Linked DNA regions of Homo sapiens: regions 1 and 2 are each linked to region 3. Evidence: chromatin loops called from intact Hi-C (ENCODE). Cell type or tissue: PC-3. All regions are shown on one strand. Each heading gives the region's core, and the rest is flanking DNA. Links, peaks and the distances in the headings are about the cores only. Region 1 has its middle 95 kb from the start of SEMA3C. Region 2 has its middle 320 kb from the start of HGF. Region 3 has its middle 380 kb from the start of SEMA3C.

Region 1 (11,358 bases), core at 5,065-7,564, 290 kb after region 3:
GAGCTCTAAAATGGTGATTGTATTAATAGATCCTGTATCTGCATTACTGCAAGCTTTCAAATGCATTCTTCTATTCCACATACGAATCTTTTTACATTTTATTTATTAAATTAGAAGTATATGGATCTAATTAGTTGCATTCAGACATAGCTATCTAGTATAAATCAAAGAAAAAATAAATTTCATAACACATCTGGATGTTTGATGTGAATAACATCTGAATATTTGAAAATAAATGGATGATTGAGTTTTTTCTTTTATGCAAATATTTTGGCATCACTTAAAACTAGTAGCATTCTGGGGCCAGGCACAGTGGCTCGCGCCTGTAATCCCAGCACTTTGGGAGGCTGAGGCGGGCGGATCACCTGAGGTCGGGAGTTTGAGACCAGCCTGACCAATATGGAGAAACCCCATCTCTACTAAAAATACAAAATTAGCCGGGCGTGGTGGTGCATGAGCTACTAGGGAGGCTGAGGCAGGAGAATTGCTCGAACCTGGGAGGCAGAGGTTGTGGTGAGCCAAGATTGCCTCATTGCACTCCAGCCTGGACAACAAGAGTGAAACTCTGTCTCAAATAAATAAATAAATAAAAGTAGTAGCATTTGGAATCCTACACAAACAGAACTCATTAATTTAGGATATAAATTATTATTGTAGTCAGTGGCGATTTATTTAAATACACAATATTTTGAGTATGAGTTTTGTTACCTATTACTGGAAGTTACTGAATAATATATTGTACTTATTTTCTCTGTCTTTCCAAGTCCTCACAACATATAAGAGCAAAATAGGGAGTTTATTTTATTTGGTTCTGAGACATATACCAAAGAAATCAGAAACCTCACTGGGAAAACCCTGTACATGTTGATGCTCACCAATGTCATGAGAAAAGTGAAATTCAATTTCTAAACGTAGATTTAAAAGAAATAGTTTTGAGTGGCCGGGCGCGGTGGCTCACGCCTGTAATCCCAGCACTTTGGGAGGTGAGGCGGGTGGATCATAAGGTCAGGAGATCAAGACCATCCTGGCTAACATGGTGAAACCCCGTCTCTACTAAAAATACAAAAAAAAATTAGCTGGGCATGGTGGCAGGTGCCTGTAGTCCCAGCTACTCAGGAGGCTGAGGCAGGAGAATGGCCTGAACCCGGGAGGCGGAGCTTGCAGTGAGCCAAGATCACGCCACTGCACTCCAGCCTGGGCAACAGAGCAAGACTCCGTCTCAAAACAAAACAAAACAAAACAAAAACAAAAACACACACACAAAAATTAGCTGGGCGTGGTGGCAGGTGCCTGTAATCCCAGCTACTCGAGAGGCTGAGACAGGAGAATCGCTTGAACCCTAGAGGTGGAGGTTGCAGTGAGCTGAGGTCTCAGAGGTTGCAGTGAGCCGAGATCGTGCCACTGCACTCCAGCCTGGGTGGCAGAGCAAGACTCTGTCTCAAAAAAAAAAAAAAAAAAAAGTTAGTGAACAAAATTTAAAATAACTTGATCTATTTTATACATTTTGTTGTGATTATCTTTCTAAAAGATCCTTTCCAAAAAAATAGCCACACCATGAAGTGTTAAAAATCCTAATCACAGAAATAACTCTCCATTTCTATTTCTGGATTTATTGTAATTCTGAATACCAAAAAGTGTGAATTTCCCACAAGAGCTCAGAGGAATAATGATCTATTACTTATCAATAATTTAATAACAATGATTTGGTTTTTAAAAAACATTTGCTTCTAATTTGCTTTATTTTTATAAAAAAAAAAACTACCAAATTGCAGGCCGGGCACGGTGGCTCACACCGGTGGTCCCAGCACTTTGGGAGGCCAAGGCGGGTGGATCACGAGGTCAGCAGTTCTAGACCAGCCTGACCAACATGGTCAGGCTGACCATGAGACAGGAGTGAAACCCTGTCTCTACTAAAAATACAAAAAAAATTAACTGGGCATGGTGGCGGGCACCTGTAATCCCAGCAATTTAGGAGGCTGAGGCAGGAGAATCACTTGAAACTGGAAGGTGGAGGTTGCAGTGAGCCGAGATTGCACCACTGCACTCTAGCCTGGGCAATAAGAGCAAAACTCCATCTCAAAACAAAACAAAACAAAAAAACTTTCAAATTGCTTTTCAAAAAGATTGTATTTGTTTATATTCCCACAAGAAATGTACAAGAGTTCCAGTTGATCCAAGGCCTCATCAATACATTGTTTTGTCAATGTATTTAGTTTTAGCCATTCTAGTGGGTGTGTAGAAGTATTTCACCATGTTTTTGATTTGCATTTCCTTAGTGATTAATGAAGTTGAGCATCTTTTCCTTTGCTTGCTGACAATTCATATTTTCTTTGGCTAAATGTCCGTTCAAATCTTTTGCCCATATTTTAATTGAGTTGTCTGCTTTCTTGATACTGTATTGGGTTGGAAGAGGTGTTTTTGATTTTGGTATTTTTCTTTGTGTGTGTGTGTGTGTGTGTGTGTGTGTGTGTATCCTGCCCCACCCCCACAAATTCTGTACCTTTATCATAACTACTTAAAAATATCTTTTTGGCTGTGTGCAGTGGCTTACACCTGTAATCCCAGTACTTTGGGAGGCCAAAGTGGGAGGATCACTTAAGCCCAGGAATTTGAGACTAGCCAGGGCAACACAGTGAGACCCCTGCTTCTCGATGAAAAATAAAAATGCGGCTGGACATGATGGTGCATGCCTGTAGTCCCAGCTCGGGGGCTACGGTAGGAGGATCACTTGAGGCCAAGAGGTTGAGGCTACAGTGAGCTGTGATGGCATCACTGCACTCCAGCCTGAGGGACAAAGGGAGACCCTTTCTCAGAAAAAATAAATGGATAAATTATTTTCTCTCATTCTGTGCACGTGATTTCATTTTTGCAAGGATGTCTTTTAAACATCAAATGCTTTTAATTTTTACCAATGGTCAGTTTATCAAATTTTGTTTTACTTGGGACCTGTTACCCCTTTCTTCTTTTCTATTTGTCCCTTTTGAAATGGGAATATCTATCCTATGCCTGTCCTATTACTGTATTTTGGAAACACATAACTTGTTAGGTTTCACAGGCTCACAGCTGGAGGGAAATTTGTCACAGAATGAATCATACCTTGAGTGTCACCCATTTCTAATTTAGATGATATTCAGGTAAGACTGCTCTTCAGACTTTTGAGTTGATGATGGAACAAGTGGCATCAGAGAGCTACCTGGCCCTTCCATCTTCATTGGAGGACACAGTGTTCAAGGTGCCATCTTGGAAGCAGAGGCTAAGCTCTCGCTAGACACTGAACTTACCAACAACTTGATCTTGGGCTTCTCAGCCTCCATAACTATGAGAAATAAATTTCTATTGTTTATAAATTACCCAGTTTCTAGTATTTTGTAATAGGAGTAGAAGACTAACATAGTTATTCTGTGTTTCATATAACATCACATGAGGAACCATACAGTGTTTTTTCACCATCTTAGTCATGCTAACCAACATGGACCATATTCCCTTCATTGTGAACATTTCCGTCAATTTTCTACATCTTTGTTTTCAATTGAGAGTTAGTTCCTAAATCACTTATTTTACCTGGAGCTGTACATGACATTTTTTTTTTTTTGGAGACGGAGTTTAACTCTTGTTGCCCAGGCTGGAGTGCAATGGTGCAATCTTGGCTCACTGCAAACTCCTCCTGGGAGTTCAAGTGATTCTCCTGCCTCAGCCTCCTGAGTAGCTGGGATTACAGGCATGCACGACCATGCCCAGATAATTTTGTATTTTTTAGTAGAGACGGGGTTTTTCCATGTTGGTCAGGCTGGTTTCAAACTCCCAACCTCAGGTGATCCACCTGCCTCAGCCTCCCAAAGTGCTGGGATTACAGGTGTGAGCCACCAAGCCCAGCCTAAAATGACAATTTTTAAAAATTTAATTATACTTTGTTATTATTAGATCAAATATTATCATAAAGAATAACTTTCCCTCCCTTATCATCCAAAGCTCTTTGGACAGTATGAATTATCAATCATAAGGAAAATTCAGACTAAATTCTTGATTATTTCATTTTAGTTGCTAATTTAAGGAACAGGTGTTGGTGCCAAATTTCTCCAGTGGTGTTGTTCAATGAATTTCTTGATTCCTTTACAATTCCTGCACCCCCAGCCCCACCTTGTTCTCTCTCTCATCTCCACCTCTTTCAATCTCTCATCACATAATAAACTCAGAACCCTATTTTAATGTTTTATATAATTCCCTTAATCATTCTTTCTTATGTTCAAATTATTCTCCTATATTTGAAAAATGTGAGCTATTTATGTTGGTTTCTGTGTCCTTTTACACAAAATAACAGAGTTTGACAGATGCTTGATTATTGACTCACTGAAATTCTCCAGGTTGATTTATATATTTTCTGCCACATGGCTGAAGTCCAGTATTCTTTGCAAAAGCTATAATTCCTTTTAATGAGGAATGGTATTTTAAGGTGATAATATAGATAAGTAGTGTCTATTCCTATTGGGTTGCCATTGCTTCCAGGCATTTGCAATGAACGAAACTGAAAAATAATAATTGCTGTATAATTATATGTTGCAATGTAAATATCCTTGTGCTCATTCTTAGAAGTTATGTTAATTGAGATAATCACATAATTAAATAACATTTAATAAATATACATGTGGAATCTCTATTTCTGGTGATAGAAAATGACTTGTCTAACCTAACCCATGCTGTAGTGGGACAGCAAAGATTTGATTTGGGGTTTTCTAATTCTCAGGTAGATTATTTCCATCCCAACTCTATATCCATAGGGGGTAAAACCATAAAATATTAGCAATAAATTACTGTTTGGCATATTATAATGTTCAGAATAAATAAATATATAGAAGTTGATATAAAACATTTACTTTAATGGAAGACAGAGAGTTCATAACCTCTGTAAAATAATTATTTGATTAAATAATGTCAAGTTATAAACGCAGTTGAATAAGAAATGGAATTGCTGAGTCAAAATTTTACTCTGTCTTGAGTGTGTAAGTCACTAATGAGTCAACAGTTTCCACAGCCGTCAATATGCAAACCATAATGGTGAATAACTTGTTACATCTGAAACTATAATCCTCTCTCCCTGACTCTCTGAATTGTTACTCTTTGTAGATTAGTGCTTTTGAGATTTATTTAGAATGTCTATAATGATACCAAAGCTTTTAATGTCTCTAAAATATGTAAAAATTTGTGACTAATTCCTCCTTTAGAGCATGAATACATGTATCCTTCATAATAAAATATAGCGATATGAAATTTTATATACTAGACATATTTTAGTTTTAAAAATTTTACTCCACAATTTCAAAATAAAATGTTCCTATTTGTAAATACGTAATGTTTTTGACACAATTAAAAAATTTGGATACAATAATTTTAGGAAAATGCAGACCTAATGCATGAGATACAAGCATAGATAAGTTCCCCTCTTATCATCTAAAGTATCTGAATATTAATCTCTATATTTGATTTAGTTATTTGGTTTATATTTAGTTTTACACTAGACCTAGTCCTGAAAAATTAATACATAAAATAAAGATCAAACATAGGTTTGATATGTTTTAATTCACATCTAAAATATAATCTCACCTGAAAATGATTTACAGGGTTTTAAAATCATTTCAATAAGTTCTTATTCACTATCTTAATTCTTTTTTGGCAAAATCCAACTGCCTATTAATGTCCCTTAGCAGAATAAAAGTGAAAAGTCTGTCCAATGGTAACAGTTCCTGAGCCCCATGGATCTGCAACTTTTCAACTTCTGGAATTCTCTTGCTGCCATTGAAGCTTTCACTACTCATCTGACCACAGCACAACCCTATTTCTTCCCTCTCCCCTAACTGGAAAACTAGTGAGAAATAATATTTCAGGTCTCCAATGGATTGCAAAGGAAATTCCTGTAGTCTGTGATCAGTATATTCTTTCCACTCTAAATACTAAGTGACTATATATTTATATGTTTTTGCCATTTTATATTCTAATATAATCTGTTCTCAGATTCAGAAAAACTGGGATTCCTTTCCATTCCAATTCTTTCAGAAATAAGAAATCTTCCACTGGCATAGTGCCTTTGGGTTGCCTATTTAAAGAATTTCACACATATTATAGCAAACATTTTTCATGTTTTTATGGCTTTTATTAAAGCTTATGCAATACTTGTTAAATCACTCAGATTCTGACACTCAAAACAACATGAAACTCTTGAGTCATCAAAACAAATTTACAGGGAATTTCTGAGGTGGCTGCAATAGAGTAGCTGACTAACACTCCCACTGAGAACAACTAGAAAAAAACAGATATAATTACAAAGAGGGAGAGGCTTCGTTTGAAGTCACTGGAAGAGTCGCTGAGGCTATCAGGACTTGAGGGGTCAAGATCCCTCAAAGAGGTCAATCACAAAAGGGTTACCTGACATTCTGTAAGCAGCTTTCATATTTAGATCATTTGCTGGAGAGAGAGATTGAGAAACAAGGCAGAAGCCAAAGCAAAAACACAAAAAGCTGAGAAACAAAATAGCTTTGGTAAACACATGAGGTATGTAGGGAAAATATGGTAGGATCAAGAGACAGAAATTAGTGTGAGGTATCTAGAACTTAAAAGGCAAAATCCAAGAGAGACAGAAGGAAAAAATGGGCTTACAGTTAGCAATACTTCTCTTTAATTTTTTAAATCTATACACAGAGAAAGAGTCTAAAAAAATTAAGAAGAAAAGTAGAGGCTGGGCACGGTGGCTCATGCCTGTAATCCCAGCACTTTGGGAGGCTGAGGCAGGTAGATCACAAGGTCAGGAGATCGAGACCATTCTGGCTAACACGGTGAAACCCTGTCTCTACTAAAAATACAAAAAATTAGCAAGGTGTGGTGGCGGGCACCTTTAGTCCTAGCTACTTGGGAGGCTGAGACAGCAGAATGGCGTAAACCCAGGAGGCGGAGGTTGCAGTGAGCTGAGACTGCGCCACTGCACTCCAGCCTGGGTGACAGAGTGAGATCCCGTCTCAAAACAAACAAACAAACAAAAAGGAAGGGACAGAAAAGAACCTAAGGAAAGTATGGGATGTTATGAAAAGAAAAAAATATATAGTATATGTGTAGAGTCCCAGAAACAGGAGAGAGAGCATAAGGCTAAAACAGTACTGAAAAGCTAATGTCTAAAAATTTTCCAAACTTGGCAAAAGCAGTTATGCTAAAGATCCAAAGATTGTATCCATAGCCTTAATTCAACTATATATAATGCAGAAATTAAAATTATATATATCAAGCAAGATAATTTCACCACATTAATAAAGAGGGAGAAAATGATAAGATAATGGCAAAAGATGAAAATTTTCTTTTGATAAAATTCAACACTATCAATAATAATAAAACTAAGAAAACAATGACTAGAATAGAACTTTTTTTTACCTTCTAAAATATCTACAAAGACCAACAGCAAACATTATACACATTAGTGGTGTGTTGAAAGCTTTACTCTTAAGGTCAGAAATAAAATACCCAGTATCATGTCTATTCAACGTTGTACAAGAAGTCCTAGCCAGTGTAATAAGGCAAGAAAAAGAAATAAAATATATAAATGGTGATAAAAGACTAAAACTACCTTTATTCACAGATAGTAGAATACAGAAAACCTAAATAATCCAGATTCTAAAAATAGAACACATATTATAGACCATAGATTCACATGATCTGTATACAAAAATCATTTTGTATACATTTACAATTTGTTAGATAATGAAATTTAAGAAAGATACCATTCATGAAAGAATCAAGTATCAAATAACTTAGAATAAATTTAATGCTAAATACACAAGCATCTAAACAGAAACTACAAAATGTCACTGACAAATTAAAGAAGGCCTAAACAAGCCAAAGTACATATTGTCAAAATATTTATTCTTCAAAAATTGATGGATAGAAAAAAACTAGTCTTCAACAAAATCCCAGAAGATTATTTTTCATGTTTGTGTGTTTAGAAGTTGGAAAAATGTTTTTAAAACTTGTATCAGAATTCCGTCGGGCACAGTGGCTCACGCCTGTTATCCTAGCACTTTGGGAGGCCGAGGCAGGCGGATCATAAGGTCAGGAGATTGAGACCATCCTGGCTAACATGGTGAAACCCCATCTCTACTAAAAATACAAAAAATTAGCCAGGCGTGGTGGCAGGTGCCTGTAGTCCCAGCTACTCAGGAGGCTGAGGCTGGAGAATGGTGTGAACCCAGGAGGTGGAGCTTGCAGTGAGCCAAGATGGCACCACTGTACTCCAGCCTGGGTCAGAGTGCGAGACTCCATCTCAAAAAAAAAAAAAAAAAACCATATCAGAATTCAAGAATAGTCAATCTATTCTCAAAGTAGAGTAATATTCACTGGTATATATCATTGGATATCTAGACTTATTTTAAACATTCTATTATTGGTGCAAGCAAGACAAATAGGCCAGAATAGAGTTCAGCAACAGACTTTCACTTACAGAGTCAGCTGTCTTACAAAAAGTGCCACTGCAATACAATGGAGAAAAGTAGTCTTTTCAATGCATGGCATTGATTCAGTTGGATATTCACATGGAAAAATGAAATAAACTTTATCTCCAGCATACACCATACACAAAAGTCAATTTCAAATGTTTGCAGACCTAAATGTAAAAGGTAAACAATACGTTTTTAAAACTTTATTAAGATGGGAGAGTAGCTTTCTTTCTTATTTGAAGTAAGCAAACATTTCTTAAGCAGGACCTAAAAGCACTACAAATTAACAAAAAATTAATAAATTCAACCTCACTAAAATTAAATATTTCAGTTCGTCAAAAGATATCACCAAAACTGAAAAAGCCTCAGAGTTGAAGATGTGGCAATATATCAATCTGCCAAAGGCTTGTATTCATAATGCATACACAAAAAACTCCCACAAACCAATGAGAAAAAAAACAAACAGAATCTCTAGTTTAAAGGAAAAAAGAATAAATGATTGATTAGGTACATGACAAAAGATGATATCCAAATGTTCATTTAAAATATTTAAAAAGTGATTTTTAACATCATTACTCATCAAATAATTCAGACTTAAACTACCATGTATCATCATTAAGCACCTAAAAGAATGGCTAAATTTGAAAAAGGCCATGATAAGTTGGTGCAGATTTAAACTATAATACTTTTTATACACTGCCAATAGGAATGTAAAAAGATGAAAATTAGGCTGAAAAACTGTTTGGCAATATTTGCTAACGCTACAAATACACACACCCAACAATTCCATTCCTAGACATACACCCAAGGGAACTGCACACATATATGCATCACACAACTTGTTCAAGAGCGTTCATAGAAGCATTATTTAAAAGAGCCCCAAACCAGGAAAAATATCTGAATGTATGTCAAAGGTAACATTGACAAGTAAATTGTGATAAATTCTTTTTTTTTTTTTTTTTTTTTTTGGAGACGGAATCTCTCTCTGTCACTCAGGCTGGAGTGCAGTGGTGTGATCTGGGTTCACTGCAAGCTCCGCCTCCCAGGTTCATGCCATTCTCCTGCCTCAGCCTCCCAAGTAGCTGGGACTACAGGCGCCCACCACCACGCCCAGCTAATTTTTTGTATTTTTAGTAGAGACGGGGTTTCACTGTGTTAACCAGGATGGTCTCCATCTTCTGACCTTGTGGTCAGCTCACCTTGGCCTCCCAAAGTGCTGGGATTACAGGCAGGAGCCACCACGCCCGGCCAACAGATTTCTTATTAAAACTAATGTTAGGCCGGGCACGGTGGCTCAGGCCTGTAATCCCAGCATTTTGGGAGGCTGAGGCGGGTGGATCACCTGAGGTCAGGAGTTTGAGACCTGCCTGACCAACATGATGAAACTCCATCTGTACTAAAAATACAAAAATTAGCTGGGCATAGTGGTGTGCGCCTGTAATCACAGCTACTGGGGAGGCTGAGGCAGGAGAATTGCTTGTACCTGGGAGGTGGAGGTTGCAGTGAGCCAAGATCTTGCCACTGCACTCTAGCCTGGGCGACAGAACAAGACTCCGTCTCAAAAAACAAACAAACAACAACAAAAAACTAAGGTTACAATTATCTCCTTTATCAATAATATCTCAATTAAATATCTACTGTTACACTCATTTAATGTGGATAAAAGTGAAGCTCAAATAATCTAACTTTCCCAAGGGCACCTGAAATCTGACCACTACCATCCATTTTTTGTCAATACCCTCATCCAAGCCACCCTCATTGCTTGTCTGGACTACTTAAGCCTAGAAGCCTCAAATTCACGATTTCTTCCTCCAGTCAACCTTTCAACATTGTTAAGTTGCCAGTCTATTACTTAATGTTGGAATTTTAATAGGTCTTTCATCTTTAAAGCTTTTAATAGCTTCCCATTGCATTTAAAGTAAAACCCAGACATTTCCTGACTAACATGACCCTTCCAAATTCATGTCTCTACTTGACCCATGGTCATTATGTGCCAGCCAGCCACACTGCTCCTCCATCCATTTCCTACTGCAAAGACTCCTTAAATGTGAGTCCTCTACCGGAATAGTCTACTTTCTGAGATTCTTTGCCTTTTTGTCCTTTCGATATCAGTCTAAATTCGCTTCCTCAGAATGAACTTCCTTGACTTTCCAGTTTCAATTGAGTCTCCCTCATAGTCTTTTAAAAAGTATATTAATTTCAATTATAGATCTTTAAATCTCAGTTTGCAATTACATATTTATTTGGGTAATATAATAATAATATAATAATAATAATAAGAGAGGCGGAGCTTTCAGTGAGCCGAGGTAACACCGCTGCATTCTAGCCTGGGCGACAGAGCAAGACTCCATCTAAAAAAAAATCTGTTTAACTGGGAAAATAAGGACATTCATATACTGTACCAAACTTTCCAAGTAGATAACTGCTGTCTGTCTCAGCAGTTAATAGTCTTGGTCCTGGTTCCTCAGAACTCAAGGTCATCTTGGTATACCATATCACAATCTATCTGTCCTAGAGGATACTTTCCTTTGACCTTGATTCTCCATGGAACGGTGTTACAGCTTATACATCTACTCATTATGGATTCATAAGAATATACATATTAGTATTTACTGAGCCTCTACAATGTGAAAGGTACTGTCCTAGATATTTCAAACATATTTAATGTCATTGTTCCAACTTTTGAAATAAACTGAGGCTTAAACACATTATTTAATGTGCTAAAAGCCACAGACAAGATTAAATTCCAGGTCTGTCTAATTCTAATGCTCATGCTCTTTTCACAATATCAACCCAATTTAGAGATTCCTACAGTGACTGAGCTTCATGTCCTTGTAATCTTCTCTAAATGGCTGAATTATCCACTTTTGCATCCCAGTCTTCTAATCTC
Region 2 (11,358 bases), core at 5,072-7,571, 150 kb before region 3:
AGTTTAATTAGCTCTCAGCTATTTATCTTTGTTTTTATTGCATTTGCTTTTGGGTTCTTGGTCATGAAATCCTTGCCTAAGCCAATGTTTAGAAGGGTTTTTCCAATGTTATCATCTAGAATTTTTATAGTTTCAGGTCTTAAGTTTAAGTCCTTAATCCATCTTGAGTTGATTTTTGTATAAGATGAGAGATGAGGATCCAGTTTCATTCTCCTACATGTGGCTAGCCACTTATGGCAGCACCATTAGTTGAAAAGGGTGTCCTTTCCCCACTTTATGTTTTTGCTTTGTCAAAGGTCAGTTGGCTGTAAGCATTTGGGTTGATTTCTGAGTTCTCTATTTTGTTCCATTATTCTATGTGCCTAGTTTTATACCAGTACCATGCTGTTTTGGTGACTATAGTCACCAAACCAGTATAGTTTGAAATCAGGTAGTGTGATATCTCCAGATTTGTTATTTTTGCTTAGTCTTGCTTTGGCTATGGGGGATCTTTTTTTGGTTCTATATGAATTTTAGAATTGTTTTTTATAAGTCTGTTAAGAATAATGGTGGTATTTTGATGGGGATTGCATTGAATTTGTAGATTGCTGTTGGCTATGGTCATTTTCACAATATTGATTCTATTTTAAAAGGGGTGGAGTTCTTGATTTGATTCTCTGCTTGGTTGCTGTTGGTGTATAGAAGAGCTACTGATTTGTGTACATTAGTCTTGTATCTGGAAACTCTGCTGAATTCTTTTATCAGTTCTAGGAGCTTTCTGGAGGAGTCTTTAGGATTTTCAAGGTAAGTGATCATATTGTCAGCAAACAGTGACAGTTAGACTTCCTTTTTACTGATTTGGATGCCCTTTATTTCTTTCTCTTTTCTGATTGCTCTGGCTAGGACTTCCAGTACTATGTTGAAGAGGAGTGGTGAGAGTGGGCATCCTTGTCTTGTTCCACTTCTCAGTGGGAATGCTTTCAGCTTTTCCCCATTTAGTATTATGTTGGCTGTGGGTTTGTCATAGATGGCTTTTACTACATTAAGGTATGTCTCTTGTATGCCAATTTTGCTGACAGTTTTGATCATACAGGGATGATGGATTTTGTCGAATGCTTTTTTGCATCTATTGAAATGATCATGTGATTTTTGTTTTTAATTCTGTTTATGTGGTGTATCACATTTATTGACCTGTGTATGTTAAACCATCCCTGCATCCACAGTATTAAACCCACTTGATCATGGTGGATTATCTCTTTGATATGTTGTTGTACTCTGTTAGCTAATATTTTGTTGAGGATTTTAGTATCTATGTTCATCAAGGATATTGGTCTGCAGTTTTCTTTTTTGGTTATGTCCTTTCCTGGTTTTGGTATTAGGGCGATCCTGGCTTCCTAGAATGAATTAGGGAGGGTTCCTTCTTTCTCTATCTTGTGGAATAGTGTCAAAAGGATTGGTACCAATTCTTCTTTGAATGTCTGGTAGAATTCTGCTGTGAATCCATCTGGTCCTGGACTTTTTTTGTTGGTAGTTTTAAAATTACCATTTCAATCTTGCTGCTTGTTATTGGTCTTTTCAGGGTATCTATTTCTTCCTGATTCAAGCTAGGAGGGTTGTATTTTTCCAGGAATGTATCCATCTCTTCTAGGTTTTCTAGTTGATGTGCATAAAGGTGTTCATAGTAGCCTAGAATGACCTTTTGTATTTCAGTGGTGTCAGTTGTAATATCTTCTGTTTCATTTCTTAATGAGCTTATTTGGATTTTCTCTCTTCTTTTCTTGGCTAATCTTGCTAATGGTCTATCAATTTTATTTATGTTTTCCTTTTGTTTCATTTATCTTTTGTATTTTTTTTGTTTCAATTTCATTTAGCTCTGCTCTGATCTTGGTTATTTTCTTTCTTCTGCTGGGTTTGGGGATTGGTTTGTTCTTGTTCCCCTAGTTCCTTGAGGTGTGACCTTAGAATGTCAGTTTGTGCACTTTCAGTGTTTTTGACACAGGCATTTAGGGCTATGAACGTTCCTCTTAGCACTGCCTTTGCTGTATCTCAGAGGTTTTGATAGGTTGTGTCATTATTGCTGTTCAGTTCAAGGAAGTTTTAAATGTCCATTTTGATTTCATTTTTGACCCAGTGCTCCGTTAGGAGCTGGTCATTTAATTTCCATGTATTTGCGTGGCTTAGGAGTTGATTTTCAGTTATATTCCACTGTGGTCTGAGAGAGTACTTAATATAATTTCAAATTTCTTAAATTTATTGAGGCTTCTTTTATGGCCTATCATATGGTCTATCTTGGAGAAAGTTCCATGCGCTGTTGAACAGAATGTGTATTCTGTGGTTGTTGGATGAAATGTCCTGTATATATCTGTTAAATCCATTTGCTCCAAGGTATAGTTTAAATCCATTGTTTCTTTGTTGACTTTCTGTCTTGATGACCTGTCTACTGCTGTCAGTGGAGTATTGAGGTCCCCCACTATTGTTGTGTTGCTGTCTATCTCATTTCTTAGGTCAATTAGTAATTGTTTTATAAATTTGGGAACTCCAGTGTTAGGTGCATATATGTTTAGGATTTGTGGTATTTTCCTGTTGGACAAGGCCTTTTACCATTATATAATGTCCCTCTTTGTCTCTTTTAACTGCTGTTGCTTTAAAGTTTGTTTTTTCTGATATAAGAATAGCTACCCCAGCTAGTTTTTGGTGTCCATTTGCATGAAATGCCTTTTTCTACCCCTTTACTTTAAGTTTATGTGAGTCCTTATGTGTTAGGTGAGTCTCCTGAAGGCACCAGATAGTTTCTTGGTGAGTTCTTATCCATTCTGCGGTTCTGTATGTTTTTAGTAAGCATTTAGGCCACTTACATTCAATGTTAGTATTGAAATGTGATGTACTTTTGTATCCATTGTGCTCTTTGTTGCCTGTGTACTTTGGGTTTTTTTGTTATTTGTTTTTGCTTTTTTAACTTTAATTTTTGTTTTATAGGTCCTGTGTGATTTATGCTTTAAACAGGTTCTGTTTTGTTGTGTTTCCAGTATTTGTTTCAAGATTTAGAGCTTCTTTTAGCAGTTCTTGTAGTGGTGGTTTGGTAATGGCAAATTATATCAGCATTTGTTTGTCTGAAAAGGATTGTATCTTTCTTTCATATATGATGCTTAGTTTCACTGGATCCAAAATTCTTGGCTTATAATTGTTTTGTTTGAGGAGGCTAAAGATAGGGCCCCAATCCCTTCTAGCTTATAGGGTTCCTGCTGAGAAATCTGCTGTTAATCTGATACTTTTTCCTTTATAGGTTACCTGGTGCTTCTGTCTCACAGCTCTTAAGATTCTTTCCTTCATCTTAACTTTGGATAACCTGATGACAATGTGCCTAGCAAAGATCGTTTTGTGACGAATTTCCTGGGTGTTCCTTGTGCTTATTCTTTGTGGATGTCTAAGTCTCTAGCAAGGCTGGGGAAGTTTTCCTCGATTATTCCCTCAAATATATTTTCCAAGCTTTTAGAATTCTCTTCTTCCTCAGGAACACCAATTATTTTTAGGTTTGGTCATTTAACATAATCCCAGACTTTTTGGAGGCTTTGTTCATATTTTCTTATTCTTTATTCTTTGTCTTTGTTGGATTTGGCTAATTCGAGGACCTTGTCTTTGAGCTCTGAATTTCTTTCTCCTACTTGTTCAGTTCTATTGCTGAGACTTTCCAGAGCATTTCACATTTCTAAAAGTGTGTCCAAAGTTTCCTGAACTTTTGATTGTTTTTTCTTTAAGCTATCTATTTCCTTGAATATTTCTCCCTTCACTTCTTGTATTATACTTTGGATTTCCTTGCATTGGGCTTTGCCTTTCTCTGGTTCCTCCCTGATTAGCTCAATAACTAACCTCCTGAATTCTATTTCAGGTAAATCAGGGATTTCTTCTTGGTTTGGATCTACTGCTGGTGAACTGGTGTGATTTTTTTGAGGGTGTTGAAGAGTCTTATTTTGTCATAGTGCCAGGGTTGGTTTTCTGGCTTCTTCTCATTTGGGTAGGCTCTGTCAGAGGGAATATCTAGGGCTAAGGGCTGTTTTTCAGATTCTTTTGTCCCACAGGGTGTTCCATTGATGTAGTACTCTCCCCCTTTTACTATGGATGTGGCTTCCTGTGAGTGCAACTGCAGTGATTGTTGTTTCTCTTCTGGGTCTAGCCACCCAGACAGTCTATCCAGCTCTGGGCTGGTAGTGGGGGCTGTCTGCACAGAGTCTTGTGATGTGAACTATCTATGGGTCTCTCAGTCTTGGATATCAGTGCCTGTTCTGGTCGAGGTGGCAGGGAGGTGGGTGCAATGGACTCCATGAGGGTTCTTAGCTTTGGTGGTTTAATGCTCTATTTTTGTGCTGTTTGGCCTCCTGCCAGGAGGTGGCACTTTCCAGAGAGCCTCAGCTATGGTAGTATGGGGAGGAACCGGCAGTGGGCGGGGCCCTAAAACTCCCAAGATTATTTGCCCTTTGTCTTCACTACCAGTATTTTTAAAATAGCATATTATGATATGGTTCTGCATTTTTTTCAAAGATCCCCCTCCACTATACATACATTTAACTTTTTGAAAATGAAATATACATAACTTGGAAGAACAAAAGTTAAGAAAATATATAAACAATTCAGGCATTTCTGCTCAATCAGCAGAATGTTTCTGACTCAGAGTAGACAAGAAATGCCTTTCCATTTTCTTTGTTTCCTCCATTGGTCTCAGTTCATAAGACCACTCAGTGCCACTTTTAGTGAGTTCTTCCAACACTAAGTTTGGTCTAGTAGTTGAAGAATGTATGTTTTGTAAAAACACTCTCCTTATATAGAAATTAACTAATTTACTCAGGGCTGTTGTTTCCATCATAACACATTCCTGAGAGATTTTTACAGATAAGGTTCACTATAAGTAAATTTAGATCTACACACTGGCTTTAGAACCTAACTCTCTGCTAAGATACAACTGTATTGTACATTTCTACCTAACTTTTTATCAGCAAAATATTACTCTAATTCATAGATTTGAAGATACATTCGCTGATTCCTTATGTACATATATTATTGGGAAGGACAACTTTCCTCCATTTTCATTCTTTTTAAGGAATATCTTACCTATTCTAAGTAATTATTCTTCAAGATAAATTTTACTAATTTTCAGAAAACAAATTAACTTTATTAGAATTCTGAATGCAAATGAGTTAAAATTAATAATTATCTTTGTACCGTTTACTGAGTTTCTTCTTTGTGCCAAGTATTCCTGGAATTCATTTAAATCTCATAATTCTCCAAAGTAAACATTATATTGTTATTATCAATATTATAGAAACAAGAATATTGTGACTCCGAACTGTTATGTTTCGTTTCCAGAGTTATACAGCAAGTGGGCATTAAAGCTAAGACTTCAAGCCAGACTTTAAAGCCCCCAACCTAAACCTAAGCCTTGCTTCCTATTTGATTTTTATATGACATATATTATCTTTTGATTTGAATTTGGGGATAATAATATCTTTATAATGTGAATCTTCCCAACCAAGAGTACATCTATGTCTCTTCCTGTGTTCAAGTAATTATATTCATAATAATAATGTAATATATGTTATTAAGGTATTGTGGTTTTCTATACTATGCACATGCATTTATTCACCATTTAGATATTTGTGTCTATTTTTTAAAGGGAGGGTCTCACTCTGTCACCCAAGGTGGAGTGCAGTGGTGCGATCATAACTCACTGTAGCCTGGAACAGAAGATAGATGCAACGGTGATCTTCCTGCCTCAGCCTCCTGAGTAGCTGACTACAGGTGCCATACCTGGCTAATATTTTAATTTTACTGTTACTTTTTGTACAGACAGGGCCTCACTCTGTTGTCCAGGCTGGTCTAGAACTCCTGGCCTCAAACCATCCTCCAGCCTCATCCTCCCAAAAGTGCTGGGATTACAGGCATGAACCACCATGACCAGCCTACGTATGTCTTTATATATCATCACTTCATGGCTCTTTTCATCATTTCAATGACCACATTTTAGCCTCAAATATAGATTGGCTTCAGAAATAAAGTACTATAAATAGCACTGAATTTAGTTTGTGTAGCAAAAAAGCTAAGCTGTCCTCAAAACAAAGACGTGTTAAAATATAAGCAGACAAAATAGAGAAGTTAGTACAATTTTAAATGTTGCTAAATATTTATGTATAAATGGATTGATCAGACTTTAAATTTTCCCCAAGGAGACGTACAAATAAAGTGCTCCAAACAACTTATTTCCTGGTTAGAAAACACAGCCAGTTTATCCTGGTCTTGTGATGCCCAGTTCCTTCCCACCACCATCACATAGCAGATGAAGGTAAATACGAATCCCTCACAGGGAGTAGTACAACAGAGAACTTTAACAACACAGTGGCCACTAGGGAGCACATTCAGCTTTCTTATCAGGGACATTGCACGTAGTTCTGCTGTCAGTTTCAAATTTAAGGGCCCTCTTTGATGGTTAAAGAATTTTGAAATCAGTAACAATTACAAAAATAGTTAAAATGTTTATATTTATTATTAGAAGGGCACTGCATGATTTTTTTGATGTACAGGAAAAAAGAAGCAAAATCCAAAAGCAATTTTTACTAATATTTGACAAATGTCGTCAGTCTCATATAAAACTATGTTCATAGGGCACGTATATTTTTGAGTTTGTTTTAATGTGCTTAATTTTATGACCTAAGAATTTTCACAGTATTAAAATGTTTGATTAAATCTATTTTATCTTTTTAAAAGTATTCCATCTTATAGCTACAGTTATGTGGTGCCTAAACTTCCCATGAATATTGGACATTTATGCTGCTTCTGATTTTTTTAATAGAAACCATGCTCTAAAAAGTGTACCGTAAGAGCAAAAGTTCAGGTAGACCTAGATTCATGTCTCAACTATGACAATTAGCATTTGAAATGTGGGGCTAGTTATTAACACCTGTAAGCGTCATGGTTTTTTTCTTAAAATAGTAGGCAATAGCATCTATATGGCAATTGCTGTTGATTTAGCGAGTAAAACACATAGAGAAGAAACAACTTAGCATACAGGAAATACTAAATACATACTCTCTGATATATAATGTATTATTGTTGTGATTTTTGTACATGAATCTGCATTTAAGATTATTCTTCTAAAACACATTTCTGAAAGCAGACATGCTCATTCAAAAGTTATTGATCCACATTTGCAAATTGCTTTCCAAAATAGTTGATCAATTTTTAAACTCGAAGTGTTTTTCAAATTTTAGATTTCCTCCTTAATATAAAACAGTAAATATTTAGCAAATCACATGATTTTAACCTTGAAATTATCATTGTCTTTAGATGTACAAATTGAGCATGTGCATTAGAAAGTATTATGTGCATCTGATTCTATCTTTTTTCTAAACCAGATAATCTGAGTTTCACAAAGTCTGTCAAGTATTTTATGTGTGTATACATACATCTCATTTTCCTGAGTAGGAGGAACAACACTCCTTGTAAATTTCAGGAAGCTCTGTGTCTCAAGAGAGGTAAAGAGCCCCAAGCCAAAACCCAACCTTCCTAAAATATTGGGCCTGCTGATCTGCTTGAAGAACTTCAAATATGCCTTGTTTCTCTGGGACAAATATGCTAACCAGTGTAAACATATAATGTTAACTTTTTTTCCTATTTCCTTTGGCTGATATTTTCTGTAACCTCTTCCAAAAACTAAAAGAGTTGTAACATCTATAGGTAATACGTTGTATGATGACAATATTACTATTTTAAAGTTTACTTTAAATATGACTAGTGATTTTAAAATAAGTTCCCTCTACCTACATTTAGTACACATGCATTCCATTTATAATGTACTCAAAATGTTATATTCATTCATGTTGGTGACATGTCTGAAACTTCTTGGCCTTTTGACTAATTACATCTAATTAGAAGATACATAGAAACATATAGCAAAACAGAGTTTACATTTCTTTTCTCCTTTTTGGGAGGTCGCCAACTATATGGTTACAAAGAGCTAATCAAGAGCCAATTTCTTGTAGGTGCAATCTACTTACTGTTTGACTTCTCTGTACATACCTATGTCCAGAAAGCAGCAAGCCTTGAGAGGTGAATATATTTGGGGCACTTAGAAAATGATAGGTAAACAAGTAAGTGAAAATAAATAAACCATATGAAGTTAATCTTATATTTGCGCCTTGAAAAAAAAGCCTTCAAATAGGTGAGCTTTTGATTGAGTTATTTATATAAAACTCTTAAGAGATACAATCACTTTCAAGAGAAAGATGTGGTTTCCCTTAAAATCATTTTCCTTAACCTTCATTCTCCCAGGGGCTTTATGGATTTTAGATAAGAATTTCAGCTATGTTGATGTGAAAGCTGCTTATGAAAGAGCCAGAGTAAAGATCTGAAATACAAATAACTATTGAAAAGTAAATTACTGGACACTTACCCTATTTATTTGTTTCTACTGAGTTGGGCACCAACATTATTGGTATGAGAAAGCAGACTCTTATCTATTCAGTATGGAGTTCCTGATGAATTTGATATCTTATTTCTAATCTCATTTAGCTGATATTGTAAAGATATTTTCCAAAGAAAAAGATCGTAAGTAGAAAGCAGAGCATATGTATTAGGAGAGCCTTGAGTCTTACAGAAAGCTAGATGGAGAAAACATACATATGTCCCAAGTCCCTGTTTTCCACCAATGTGAAAAAATATGAAATATTAGAACCAAAGGTATTTTCATGGAATCAATAAGTTGCTCATCTCTGTGGATCTCTTTAACCAAATCAATAATTTGGAACAAATACTCTGACTCCAAGGCAGTGATTCAGCAATGAACTTTTGAATAGAAATTTAATACAATTTGGAGCCTTAAAAAATGAAAATTATCTCCCATCCTAACTTCTCCGTTAAGATATTTTAATATAAATAAAAAGGGGCTCCCATAAAACTAGGGAATCACAGAATAAGAGATTTGCTAGTGTTCTGGGTCCTTTCTTCTTCCATTGATAGCTAGGGAAGAGTTTCTTATGACAGGCGCTCGGGAAGTTAAGTTTCCTGCCTGTTAATGATATGAGGGTACCTTCTTGAAGATGAACCCAAGTGGAGGCAGAAGAGGCTTCTACTCAGGATTTCCCCATAATGTCTTCTGTTTTAAAAATAAAAATAAAAAATTCCAAAGAAATGTCCCTTTACTAAAAAGTGGAAGTTGCCACAGAGTCTTGGAAATAAATCACCTAAACGTCAACAGTAGTTCGATCAAAATGATGTTATTAACCTAGCTCTATGTTAGAGTCCTAGAGTCTAAGCTTGCAGGCATCAGAACCTCAACTTTCTTCTTCACTGTATTTTCATCTCACGCATATTTGTGAAATGAATGAGTAAATGTTCACAGAAAAAAAACATAGACCCTGACCAATTGAGTAATCTCATTTGTTTCTTAATCCTAATTGGTTAAAAACGAGTGACCGTATGCCCTTATTAAATGATTCCTATCAAGTTTATATGCTTTCACAGTTTCATATCTTTATATCATCGTAATAGCCATGTAAACTTGTTCTCCCTGCTTGGTTTTGGAAAAATACTCTTAAGAATACTTGGGTGACCATACTTAACAATAACATATTATATATTTTAAAATAACTGAAAGGGTGGAATTCGAATTTTCCTAACAAAAAGAATAATAAATTCTTGAGGTGATGGATACTCCCAGCTACCCTGATTTGATCATTACACTTTGTGTGCCTGTATCAAAAAATCACATGTACTATATTAATATATTAGCATATTATGTATCCATAATAATATAAAAATTAAAATAAATAAATTTTGAGTGAATCAGAAAAATAATATTTGGAAATTTTCATTTTTTTTACCGTTCTTGGTAGCACTTACAGAGAATGTACATTTTTAACACAATTCAATAATTAAATTTAGTTTCTCTTTTTACTGTTCATTAGAATGATACCTTAACCCCCCCTCCCCCCCGCCACCTCCATACACTCACACTCCCACGCACAATTTTCAAATAAATACATGTCGTACTTGGGGAAATGTTTAAGATTACACGTGGGCAAGGACTTCATGTCTAAAACACCAAAAGCAATGGCAACAAAAGACAAAATTGACAAATGGGATCTAATTAAACTAAAGAGCTTCTGCACAGCAAAGGAAACTACCATCAGAGTGAACAGGCAACCTACAAAATGGGAGAAAATTTTCACAACCTACTCATCTGACAAAGGGCTGATATCCAGAATCTACAATGAACTCAAACAAATTTACAAGAGAAAAACAAACAACCCCATCAAAAAGTGGGCGAAGGACATGAACAGACACTTCTCAAAAGAAGACATTTATGAAGCCAAAAAACACATGAAAAAATGCTCACCATCACTGGCCATCAGAGAAATGCAAATCAAAACCACAATGAGATACCATCTCACACCAGTTAGAATGGCAATCATTAAAAAGTCAGGAAACAACAGGTGCTGGAGAGCATGTGGAGAAATAGGAACACTTTTACACTGTTGGTGGGACTGTAAACTAGTTCAACCATTGTGGAAGTCAGTGTGGTGATTCCTCAGGGATCTAGAACTAGAAATACCATTTGACCCAGCCATCCCATTACTGGGTATATACCCAAAGGACTATAAATCATTCTGCTATAAAGACACATGCACACGTATGTTTTTTGCGGCACTATTCACAATAGCAAAGACTTGGAACCAACCCAAATGTCCAACAATGATAGACTGGATTAAGAAAATGTGTCACATATACACCATGGAATACTATGCAGCCATAAAAAATGATGAGTTCATGTCCTTTGTAGGGACATGGATGAAACTGGAAATCATCATTCTCAGTAAACTATTGCAAGAACAAAAAATCAAACACCACATATTCTCACTCATAGGTGGGAATTGAACAATGAGAACACACGGACACAGGAAGGGGAATATCACACTCTGGGGACTGTTGTGGGGCCGGGGAGAGGGGAGGGATAGCATTAGGTGATATACCTAATGCTAAATAACGAGTTAATGGGTGCAGCACACCAGCATGGCACATGTATACATATGTAACTAACCTGCACATTGTGCACATGTACCCTAAAACTTAAAGTATAATAATAATAATTTTAAAAAAAATTTAGATGACAAAAAAAAAAAAAAAAAAAGAAGTGCTCTGGACACCTTTGAGAAAAATCCAGCTTTGAGAGTCCCTTAAACTTTTGAGGATATGTTTTTGACAAGTCATGGGGCAGCCCAAAGGGGAATCCAGCCTAGGATAGGGCAACAGCCTTGGCAAAGGTTTGGAGGTGGGAGGGGAGGCAGAGCAAAAAAAAAAAAAAAAAAAAAAAAAAAATTACGTTTACTCTGCCTT
Region 3 (11,358 bases), core at 4,952-7,451:
AATAAATGGTAAAGATGAGAACTAATATTTATTAGAAATTTGATAAATGCATGTGTATTTAACATGCACCACATACTTTTGGAGCATCCACTAACTATTAGGTTTGTATATTTAGAAAGCCATGGCTTATCAAAGGTTAAGGGTGTAGTGTAAAGCTAGTGTGCTTCTGCTAATGTCTTAGCTCCTTCACTTACTCTCTATGTGACTGAAGCAAGTTAACCTCTCTGTGCCTTGGTTTTCTTATTTGTAAAATTGGAATAGCTACAGTTTCAACGTCGTGAATTTATTATCATGACTGAATGAGGTAATACTTATAGAGTTTAGAACATATCAACTAATATCAAAATCTGAGTTAACTTTTGGAAGTTTAAAAATGATACATACAATATGTATCTAAAAAGTGGTGTCTGTAAAATGTAAATTAAGGAGTTGAAGAGTGTGCAGCAAAAGTCTGATTCTTTTGGCATTAGTTCACAAATTGTTTCTGAGGCAATTCCTGCTATTTCTCAGATGGATAGGCATTTCTTAAGTCTTTAAATCTTAATTTAGGTATATTTGTGTGTAGATAGGTAGACAGAGAGAGAGACAGAAAGATTCGCAGTTGAGATTTTCTATCTTCTTAATCTCTTCCCCCATCTACTCCTCTAGTTTTTTAAAGTGATTAAAATTGTTTTCTAATAGAATATGTGCAACATATATTAATTTTTTATTTCCTTAAATGTGTCCTTTTTACAGGGGAGAAATAACTTCCCTGGACTATGGGTGTTGGTTTGCAGTGGTGTGAAAATGCCATTCAGTGTCTTCTCTCTTTTCAGACGTGAAGTCTGATGCCAGAAAGAGAGCGAGAATGATACCAATGTTTTTGGTTTAAGCAATCAACAGAAGAATAGAGTTGTTATTGAGATGAAGAAGAAATTCAGGAGGTGCAAGTTTGAAGGAATGACTAGAGGTTTATTTTTCTTTGAGGGTATGGTAAGTTTGAGATATCTATCAGACATTTAAAGTCAGCAGTTTGATATATGAATCCAGGATGCATGAGAGCGACTAAGCAGCATATATTTCAGATTGATAAGCCTACGGATAATATTTAAAACCATGAGACTAGATGAGATGGAGCTAATGAGTGAACTAAAACAGAAAAGATTATGTCAACCTTTGGAGATTGGGAAAAACAGTAGAAAAGTGGAGGTCTGAGGAGAAGAGAGGAGTAGACAGAAATCAGGTTAGTGTTGTGTGCCAAAAGCCAAATGAAGAAAGATTTTCAAACACTTTATCAAATGCTGTTTACAGGTCAACTATGAAGACGACAGAGAATTGACCACTGGACTTATAAGCATAGAAATCATTAGTCTCTTCAATAAGAACAGCTCAAGTAAAATGCTGGGGAGGTGAAAGTCAAATTAGAATAGGTTTAACAGACAATGGTAGAGGAGTAAGTAACTGGAGACAACGAGTATAGAGAATACTTTCTAGGGATTTAGATATTAAGGGAAACAAACAAACAAAAAGTGAGTCCTGCAGATCCCAATTCTCTTCTCATTCTCTGCTTTCATGTCTAATCACCCAGCATGCACCCAGCCTGCATGGAAGGAGGTTGGTGCTATTTCTCCAGTTCTCCGATTCCTCATTTCATCACAGTCAATTTTCAGGCCTAACTTACACCTGGCTGTCATGAAGTGACCCCAGAATTAAACATTATAGAGAAAAGGTGATTTTTTAAAAACTTGAGTTTTATATCAGAATTTCTAGAAGTACCATTTAGAAATCATTTGTCCTAACCAATGTTTTTCAATATTTTCCATCACAAGGCACACTTATAGATAAAAATAATTTGTATATCACATTTGCAAACCACCTTTTCCTCCACCCACGAAAACAAATAGAAAATTTCCTCCACCCACGAAAACAAATAGAAAAATTAAATTATTTCCAAACATAGTAGATTCTGATTAGTAATAAATGACTTCCTTTTTACTTCACAGCAAATCACAGTATATTACATTTATGTCGATACAATTTTAGAATTGCTAGTATTAATGACTACATTTAAAAATTAGAAAAATGCAATCTGGAGGGATAAAGCAATCCACGAAAGCTACTTCACTCTGAAATGAAATGATCTGGGCTAGACCTGGTTCCTCTAGAGAACAGAGATAGCAGAAGCCACAGGTAGGAAAATCCTGAAGGAAATGAACTGAGCTCAGCAGTCATTTCCTGGCTGGAAATTCTTTTTCTCAGAGAATACTGGGGGCAAAATCTCACTAAGGGAAAGAAGGTTCGTCTGGGACTTTAACCCTTGAAAAGTAAAGTAGCTAGCAAAAAGCTGCTGCACCTGGAGATCAGGCCAAAGTTGCCTGCCACAATTGTGCTAGAAGCTGGAAACATCAGAGGCTAATATAACTTAATATAATTCATTTTTTAAGGCTCAAGGGAGAATTTGATATAAAATTATAACCGTTTACAGTTTAATAATTAACTTTCCAAAGGCATTTACAGAAATGACATTTGATTCCCATTTCAAAAATGTGAAACAAAAAAATTTTTTATTTTCTCCCTTATAATAATGATAAAATAAGACACAGAGAATAAACAACGTTTGTCCAAGATCGCAAAACCATAAAACTGTAAACTGGGAATAAGCCAGTTAGAAATGATTATAAGTCTAGCACTATTTTCACTAAATGAAGTTGTAAGTCATAACAAAAATGAAAAACTGCCAAGAGAATGCATGATTTATATCCCTATTGCTAAAAGTGACCTAAGACACTCTTAGGTCACTCTACTTGTCTGCCTAAGTAGTTAACAGGGTACTTATGGGTTTCCTGTATTAAAGATCTCTCTGCCAATCATTTTTACACAATTTCACAGCTTAATAGCTGCAGAGCCTTAGATGCATTAACCTGACTTAATTTCTAATCCTTAGAGAAAGTATTATCTGCCCCAAATGTGGATGTGAATAATAAGCATTAAATATTCAAAATGAGTACAACGCCAACCACACCATAATGATCATACTGGTTTAGCCTTAACTTGCATATTTGGAAAACTCTGCCCTAAGTATGTCACACAAATATGAATCAATTAGGAAAAGTATGAAGGGATAATATAGAACAATGGAAATTTAAAATTGAGAATTTGAAAAATTACTGTATTAGAAACAGAATTTCAAAGCAGGAAAGAAAAGGCAAATAAAAAAACTCTAATGTTAAAATACCTTGAGAAATAAAGGAAAAATTACATAATGCCAGATAAGTCATTTCATCTTATTAATATTTTTTGATACTTCCAATCAGAATTTTCAAAACTTTAATGAGATAATAAAAGTATGTAGAAACCTAGACCTTGATTGCATTTTATTCATTATTTACACAGATAAATAATCCAGGTTCTTTACCCAAACCTTTGTCTTCCTGGATTCTTCTCTTTTTCTCAAAACTTCCATCCAATTGTCAGCAAACACTGTCAGGTATAACTTCAAAGTACACCCATAATAGTGCCACGCCCATGTCACCACCTGCATGGCTAACAACCTTGTCAAAGTCACCATTACCTCTCAGCCTTAAGTGCTCTTCCTGTTAGCTACCCACTCCAGCTTCTCTGGCCTCATTGCCTATCCTAAACCCCCAGGCTCAGAGCTTCGAGGCTTTTGATTTGCTTTTGCCTAATTTTAGAATGCTCTTCCCTAGATGGTTACATAGTGTCCCTCTCCTTTTCAGATCCTTGCTGCTCTGTGCGGCCTCCATGAGCCCCCTATTTGAAATTGCTGTGCCACATTCCCCTAATAATCTATAACCCCATCTCTGTTATTATTAGTATTTTCCAGAGCCATTAATGCCATATTTATATATTTATCTTCTTCCCCTACAAAGATGTAAAATTCTGTAAGGACAGGGACTTTTGTCTGATTTTTAACTGCTGTATCTCTAGGACGTTGAATAATAACACTTGCCCTGTAGTAGATAATCAATAAATATTTTTTGGAATAAATTCCTCTCTTGAAATAATCTGAAAAATAAACTTATGGAATAACATAGAGCTTTACACATTTACTGGTTGAGTTTTCTTTCTGCATTTTCATATAAAACAACTGTCATATCATTAAGCATTTTGTGAAAAGATTCTTAAAGGGGACCTCTACAGAAAAAAAAAAGATTTTTAAGTAAATTATTTGTTTTCAATATATACTGTATGTTTATACTTTTGTCTTCTATAAACCAACAGTAGCCTCAGATGATAGATGATACCTTTTTACTTCTGCTTTACTTGAACTGTAAAAAACATTTTATCTTATCTCAACATTGCATACTAGTCCTAAACTAGTAAACAGAATTTAAACTATAAAACTATAAGGTTGGTGTACAGTTATCTAAGGGACGTAACAAAAAGTAAATATCAGTGAAACAATGCTCCAACTTCAGGGCGTACATAATAATATTTCATAAGGGGTGTTTGATGTTTTCATCAATGATAAATTAGACACCACACAAATTTTGGTCTCAGAGCTATGAGCAATAGCTGGCAGGAAACATGTTCAAAATTCAAATTGGTCTTGGTTATCAGGATCATAAATAAATGTAATGGGATTAAGTTACGAGGTCACTGTAATACATCTCAGGAGGAATAAAACAACTCAGCAAAAGAGGCCATAAATGCAACCTGACTAAAGCAGCAAAATTGTTTAATCTATACTATACTATTTATTAGACACCGTCCTAGACACAGATCAGAATTCAAAGTGAATAAGCCATGGCACCTACCCTCAAGAGTTTTTTTACTGCAGGGAGTGATAAATAAATAAAATAAAATGCAAGTTGAAAATGTTTTTACATGCTGAAAAAGAGGCATGCAAACAACAGCAGCACAGTGGGGGAAAAGAACTACGAATGAGATCAGTAATATGTGATCTTCCTTTTAGCTTCAGCACAAGCAGCCATATAGTTATTACCCCTTTATCCTTATTCCAAACTGCCAAGAGAAGCAAACAAATCACATTCATTAATCCAAAGGGTTGGATACCTTTATCCAACTATGCTCCAGTTAGCAATGGATGGAGAAGGGAAAAATAACACAAAATAGTGTACTTACAGAGGCAAATTCCGAAGATGGATGACTGTGCAATACCTCCAAGAAAACTGAAGCTGGAAAAAGGTGCTTCTATATATTACCTATGAATGCTGAAGAGAAAGGGTGAATACGTGAAGTAAGACACTTGCACAGTCATTAGATTCCTAAGGATATTATCAGCCATTGAGAAGGCAAAGAAGATGTTGTGCTTGAATAACAGAGACTCTTGAAAGAGAAAAATCAAATTACAACTTTCAAGAGATTAACATGAAACTTGAGAACAATGTTAGTTCTGTTGTTGAGCTAATTACTCAGTGAGAGAAGTTCAATGATAATTCCTGGTTTTGATGAGAACTTCACTATTATTTATGTAAGTAAATTACACCTGAAACAGAGAGATTTTTCTTACAAGGTCAAAAGCAGTTAAAAGACATCCATAATAAATAGCAGAGCTAACTAACAGAAAACGGAGCAAGTAGAAAATGTTAAACAAGTGTCTCTGACAAAAAGACCTGGAGTCAATGGTTGCTAAGGAGTCATAAAATAGGTATGTGGTAGAAGGAGTAGGAGATTCTAGCACCTACATCAAATTCCCCCCTTATCCTCCAGAAAGTCACCTAGAAATCTCAGCTGAGATGATTTGCCATTCTGCCCAGTTATGAAGAGACGACTAGATAATATGCTTCAATGTCCCTACCAGAATTGTTTCTGTGAAGAAAAATAAAATGTGTCAGATCAGTCTTTCGAGTAGCAACTTATTCTTTATTATTATTTTAGTTTTTGACTTTATAATAGGAAGGTTCCCTTCATGGCACCAAAAAAGTCCTACAAGTGCATTTTCCATAAGTTGTTTGAAGACATCTATGTTTGGACAGTTAACAAGTCACTAGGGAGTTCATGAGTAAGAAAAGGCACAGCCCTGACAGTGAGCCCATGTTTTTGTAAAGAATGCCTGCCGTTTAAAGGTCATAGGCTGAGAAGCTGTGGTTAGCAAAAGAAATTAGTCATGAAAACACAGTACAGCCCAGCAGGGATTTATTATGCATGAACCACTTCCATTTTTTGTTTATTTAAAATAAGCTAGATTGTGAAAGTGTTGAAATTTCCTCGTGGCACATAACTTTAGGGGAGTGCCCTCCTCTCCTCCTCAGCACATCGTGTTGATTGAGATTATTTGGAAGATATGACTGCTGTCCAAAACTAAAAGTAAAGCAAGGATTTCAACACATGGGAAATTCCAAATGCATAAAAAGGAAAATTACCACACCTATAACTGAATATTCAGTTTGTTTTTTAGAAAATCCGTGCACATATACATAGATGTTTTAAGATAAAAGTGGATATGGCTCCCCAAGCATGAATGAGAAATGCTAAATTTGGTTACAACAGGCTTATTCAGAATTATGGATTCTAAGTGGGAGAACTTAGAACACACGTTCAGCATTTTTTGGAGAAATAATTTTGAAGTACCTGTGATACTTTTAACATACTAACAAGCTTTGAAGGAATTTAATAAAGGGCTTAAAATTTTCAAAAAAAGTTTCAAATTACTCTCTTGAATCTGTAGTTCATTTGTGTTTCCTCTTTAGCTGTCTCTATGGTTCACATTCAGCATCTTGTTTCCAAGAGTGCATGTGTGCATCTCTGCTGTTTTATTTCAATATCATTTCAATGGTGTACTGAGAGAATGAGCACCTTACCTTGGAGTGTTTGGTTAAAGATCTGATATCACATTATCATCTCAATTCAAAGTTCCATTTTGTATTCTATAATACATATTATTTTGCAACTCTAAATGATAAAAGTTTTGAAAGTCTAACCTATATTTCTATTAAATGAAGTGAGTATGTTGTTTTCAATGTGTTTTATCAGCTAGCACCCCCACCTCATCACCAAATTGCTCTCTCACCTAGGAGGTGCCTTTTCTTAAAATACAGAGATCTGTATTTTAGAGATATTCCTTTGTAATTTTAGATGGCAAAATCCCTAAAGGTGGTATTAGAGGATATTAAATATCTTCTAATATTAAATCAGGAACACCTTGTGGAAATGAGTTTGTATAAATCTCTCCCTTTGAGTCAAGACTAGAATGGCAGAAGCATATGGAAGAACTGAAAGTGAAAAAGGACTGAAGTAGGGAGAAGGTTTAACAAAGGAAATTGAGATATAAAACCTTGTAATGCAAGATGATTCATTATGACATTTATTCTTTGATTAAGACATAGTAGGATATACTAATAAGTCATGATATATTAATACAGTACATACTCTATAGTAATCAAAATCATAAGCAGTATATATGAATCTCAAAGACAAAATGTTGAATAAAAGAAGCTAGAAACAAAAGAGTACTTACTCTATGATTCCATTCATATGAAGACCAAAAAGAGGTGAAGGTAACAGAATTGAAACAGAGGTGTAAAGTAAGAGAATTCAGAAATGTCTGATTAACCTTTGGAAGCAAAATTATGACTGAAAGGGAGCATGCTGGTAATATTCTATATTTATCTATACCTATATTTATATCTATATCTAAACAACTAATTTGTCTTAAAGTCTCTGAGTGCCAGACATGGCAGGCAGACTTGAAGATGGCCTCCTTTGGTTATCACCTCCTGCTATTTATACTTTTGTGTATTTCCTTCCTTGAGTGAGAATTGAACCCAGAGAGTTATTTTTAATGAATAAAATATAGCAAATTCCTTTTATGATTATGTTACATAAGATTGTGACTTCTGTCTTATTAATAAACTCACTCTCTTGCCAATTTTGATAAAGCAAACTGCCATGTTGGAGAGACCCGTTTGACAAGGAACTGAGCGCAACCTTCAACCATTTGCAAGGAAGGAACTGAGACCTTCAGTCAAACAACCTTAAGTCATGCCCAGATTCCTGTCCCTTAGAAACTGTGTTGTTTTGAGATGGCAAGTGTTGGGGCAATTTGTGATGTAGCAATAGATGTTACATTAAGCAGAACATTTCAGAAGCCACATTAGCCAGCAAGTTGCTAGTTCTGGATAATTGAAAACTACTTAATGCTGTAAAGCAGATTATTTGAAGTTAATTTTTTACTGCAATAATATTTTATTATAAGTAGGTGTGCAAATAGTTATATGGAATGTTTGCTTTGGACTATGGGGACTTCCAAGATGTGAGACTTACAGTTTCAAAACCATAACAGTCTTGGGAAAGCCAGGACAGTTAGTCACTTTACATATTGACTATGAAATGATTTTTACTGTTTATTTTGTTTTTCGAACCTAACAGGGGCTTACTATTGGTTATGTAAGTGAATATTCAAAGTAAATTTTCCAAAGTAAATATTTTTCATATAAAACTGAGACTCAAGAAAAGGAAGCTATAATTTTTTCTTGTTTTCTTCTCTTTCTCTGCATGAAATTATTATGTGAAAAATCAGTTATTGGATTTCAATAAAATAACACGTATGGGCCCTATTTTAGAGGATCTATCTGAATATTTTGCTGTTAACGATGACAAAGCCTTGCTGAGATGTCATAAATCAACTGAGTAAAGGTCAATTTTCACCAGAATTGTCAACACTGGTCAGTCTTACTGTAACAATTTCCACATGTAAGGGAGTGTATTAGTCCATCTTCATGCTGCTGATAAAGACATACCCAAGACTGGGAAGAAAAGGAGGTTTAATGGACTTACAGTTCCACATGGCTGGGAAGACCTCACAATCATGGTGGAAGGTGAAAGGCAAGTCTCATATGGCAGCAGACAAGAGAAGAGAGCTTGTACAGGGAAACTCCCATTTTTAAACCCATCAGATCTCGTGAGACTTATTCACTATCATGAGAACAGCACAGGAAAGACCTGCTCCCATGATTCAATTACCTTCCCCAGGTTCCTCCCACAACACTTGGGAATTGTGGGAGTTACAATTCAAGATGAGATTTGGGTGGGGGCACGGCTGAACCATATCAGGAAGGAATAAAGAAAACAAATAGATCTCAGAACAATCAGTCTTTTACAGGGAATGGCATCTTCTACAGTAAAACTTGTAAAGACTAAGTCACTTCCTGGGGATCATTATCCTTTAAGAGAGCTATTAATTAACCTAATAATGACCATAAATGTGGAGTTGATGTCTCCCTGCATCAGATAATTTGGATAGTACTCAGACTAATTTTCTGAAGTTATTTATCCAATTAACCTGAAGATTATTTGTAATTACTACTACTTTTATCACAATACCTTGGGTTGTGGTGATAGAAACCCTAGAAAAAATTTTTAAATCATGTTAAAATGGAATTTAACCATTTTAGCCATTTGTATTCATCCACCCATTAGTATGGATAAATTAATCATATATTTATTATTTGTACCTTAGAAGAGAACAAAGCTAGAAAATAAGACAAGTGCATTTTTCCAAGGAAAACAAATATTGAAATATATGTGGCTTTTTTGCTTGAGGACTAGATGAAAAGCATCAGGAATAGCCTGGGAACTGGTGCGGATGGTAGATCCCAAGGGAAGAAGAGTAAAGAATATCAATATCAAGATATAAGCTGCTTTTACATTATATTATACCTGTATTTAAGCTTTGTTAATAACTTTCCCTAATTAGTTCTTCTGTAATATTAGATTAATTTATGTATAGGTGGGAAAACAGAAATACAGTTTTGAGTGCTTATACAGGAAAGTTCACATGTGAGGGTTGAGGTCTCCTCAAATATGGTTTAATATCCCAATGCATCTTCACACCACCTTGTAAATATGCATACAACCTCTGCTTTTTCTTAACTATTCAGCACTTTTTTTTATCTTTATGGAAATCTGGGGAAGGGAAATCATTTCCCTGTCAGGATTAAATTTTTTAGAACTCTAGAGTGCTCAGGGTTAACATTTTAAAAATAGGTTTATATTCCTTGGAGCTGAAGAAATTGAAAAGAAAAATTACAGTTACATTCCAGCAGAAGCATATTTAAGGTAACTCACATATTGACGGCAGAGGCAGCCCATCTGGAGTGGCCTCTGCCAAGATGCTGGCTGCAGCGGGGGAGGCATGGCCAGGGCTGTGTGCTCCACAAAGCTGGTGGAGACCAGGAACAGGTGGGACTGCTCCCTACTGAGTCAGTGGGGTAGGAACCACACACTCCTCTGCACAGCTGCAGCAACCCAGCAGTAGCTCCAGACCCAGGCATCACTGTGGTCTCCGCGTCCAAGAAGTCTCCCCTGCCCCCGCAGACTCAGAACTGCCTGCTCCCACACCCTGGCCTCTCACCAATCCCAGTGCCCACTCAGCAAAGTTATGGCTGAGCCTGGGTGTTGTCACACCTCTGCTAGATGTGTGCATACTCATGGCAGCGCTGACACACCAGCCCCCTGTCGCCTCAGCCCCCTCCCGACTTTGGGCACCGACGAGCACAGGGGAGAGTCAAGGGGTTACCGAGGGCAGTTCAGCGCAGGCCTCTAGACACCCCATGGCATGGACAGCCAGGGCACCAAGGATGACATGTTAATGACAGCAGGAGGTAGAAAGGTACCTGGACAGAAAGGGGCAGGTCTCTGCTGAAAACCCTCCTTCAATCCAGGAACAGCTTGAAGCCTGGGGGCCGGGCTGCCAGTTCCTGGTGGAGTCTGCAGCCCGGAGTGAGAACTTAGGTGCTTTTTCTGGGCCCACCCATGGCTGCGCCTGGATGGTTCAGCATGCACTCCATCGTTTCTGAGCCCATAAACACCCCGGACTTAGCCAGGCTCACAGAGATCTTGGGACTACCAGCTGTGGGTCTCCTCGACTCATTGGGACGACCTGCCTGTGGAAAGGCATTAACTTCTTTGGGTCTTCTCTCTGCTTAGGGCTGCACTCATCAGGACTGCCTGCCTGCAGAGAGGAGCTACCCACTCCAGGTCTCCTCTCTGTTGAGAGCTGGACACTCATCAGGATGACATGCCTGTGGAAGAAGCTACCCACTTTGGGTTTCCTGAGAGCTGTTCTGTTGCTCGGTAAAGCTCCTCTCCACTTTGCTCACCCTCCAGTTGTCCACATACCTCATGCATTCTGGGCACAGGACAAGAACTCAGGACCTTCTGAAAGGCAAGACTGAAATTGCTGTAAGACAAACAGGGCTGAAACACACCTCTCAACCTGCCACGTTACAGGCAACAAGGAGTACAGAAGAGCTGAAGCCCTTTAGGAAGCCCAAACTTAGGGGCTCCCAGAGCCGTGGCTATGACACCCACTTTAGGGCTCTGTAGTTTCTCTCATCTCCAAGCTTCCAGGTGCCACCATGTTCCCCTTGTCCAGATGCAGGTGCCCACAGTGGA

The links. Hi-C counts contacts between places; a loop is a spot of excess contacts. Peaks named below come from ENCODE experiments on the same cell type or tissue, not always from the same donor. Only the 100,000 strongest peaks of a DNase experiment are listed, where the experiment ranks them.
Region 1: a loop joins it to region 3, with 2.8 times the contacts of the local background. A loop is called at or near these places in 2 of 110 quality-filtered maps.
Region 2: it touches region 3 in a loop (3-fold over the local background); 3 of 110 quality-filtered maps call a loop at or near these places.

The regions. Positions count from the first base shown.
Region 1 is chr7:81,008,145-81,019,502 of GRCh38, reverse strand. No RefSeq gene overlaps it. Among named protein-coding and RNA genes, the nearest start is that of SEMA3C, 95 kb to the right of the region's middle. RefSeq lists an enhancer at 6,109-6,612. In PC-3, for the core only: no CTCF peak of the experiment used is centred there; a DNase peak (open chromatin) is centred at 6,232; H3K27ac peaks cover 1,553 bases.
Region 2 is chr7:81,442,568-81,453,925 of GRCh38, reverse strand. No RefSeq gene overlaps it. Among named protein-coding and RNA genes, the nearest start is that of HGF, 320 kb to the left of the region's middle. In PC-3, for the core only: a CTCF peak has its summit at 6,353 (motif pointing right); a DNase peak (open chromatin) is centred at 6,365.
Region 3 is chr7:81,294,174-81,305,531 of GRCh38, reverse strand. No RefSeq gene overlaps it. Among named protein-coding and RNA genes, the nearest start is that of SEMA3C, 380 kb to the right of the region's middle. RefSeq lists an enhancer at 10,322-10,823. In PC-3, for the core only: no CTCF peak of the experiment used is centred there; a DNase peak (open chromatin) is centred at 6,021; H3K4me3 peaks cover 477 bases; H3K27ac peaks cover 1,786 bases.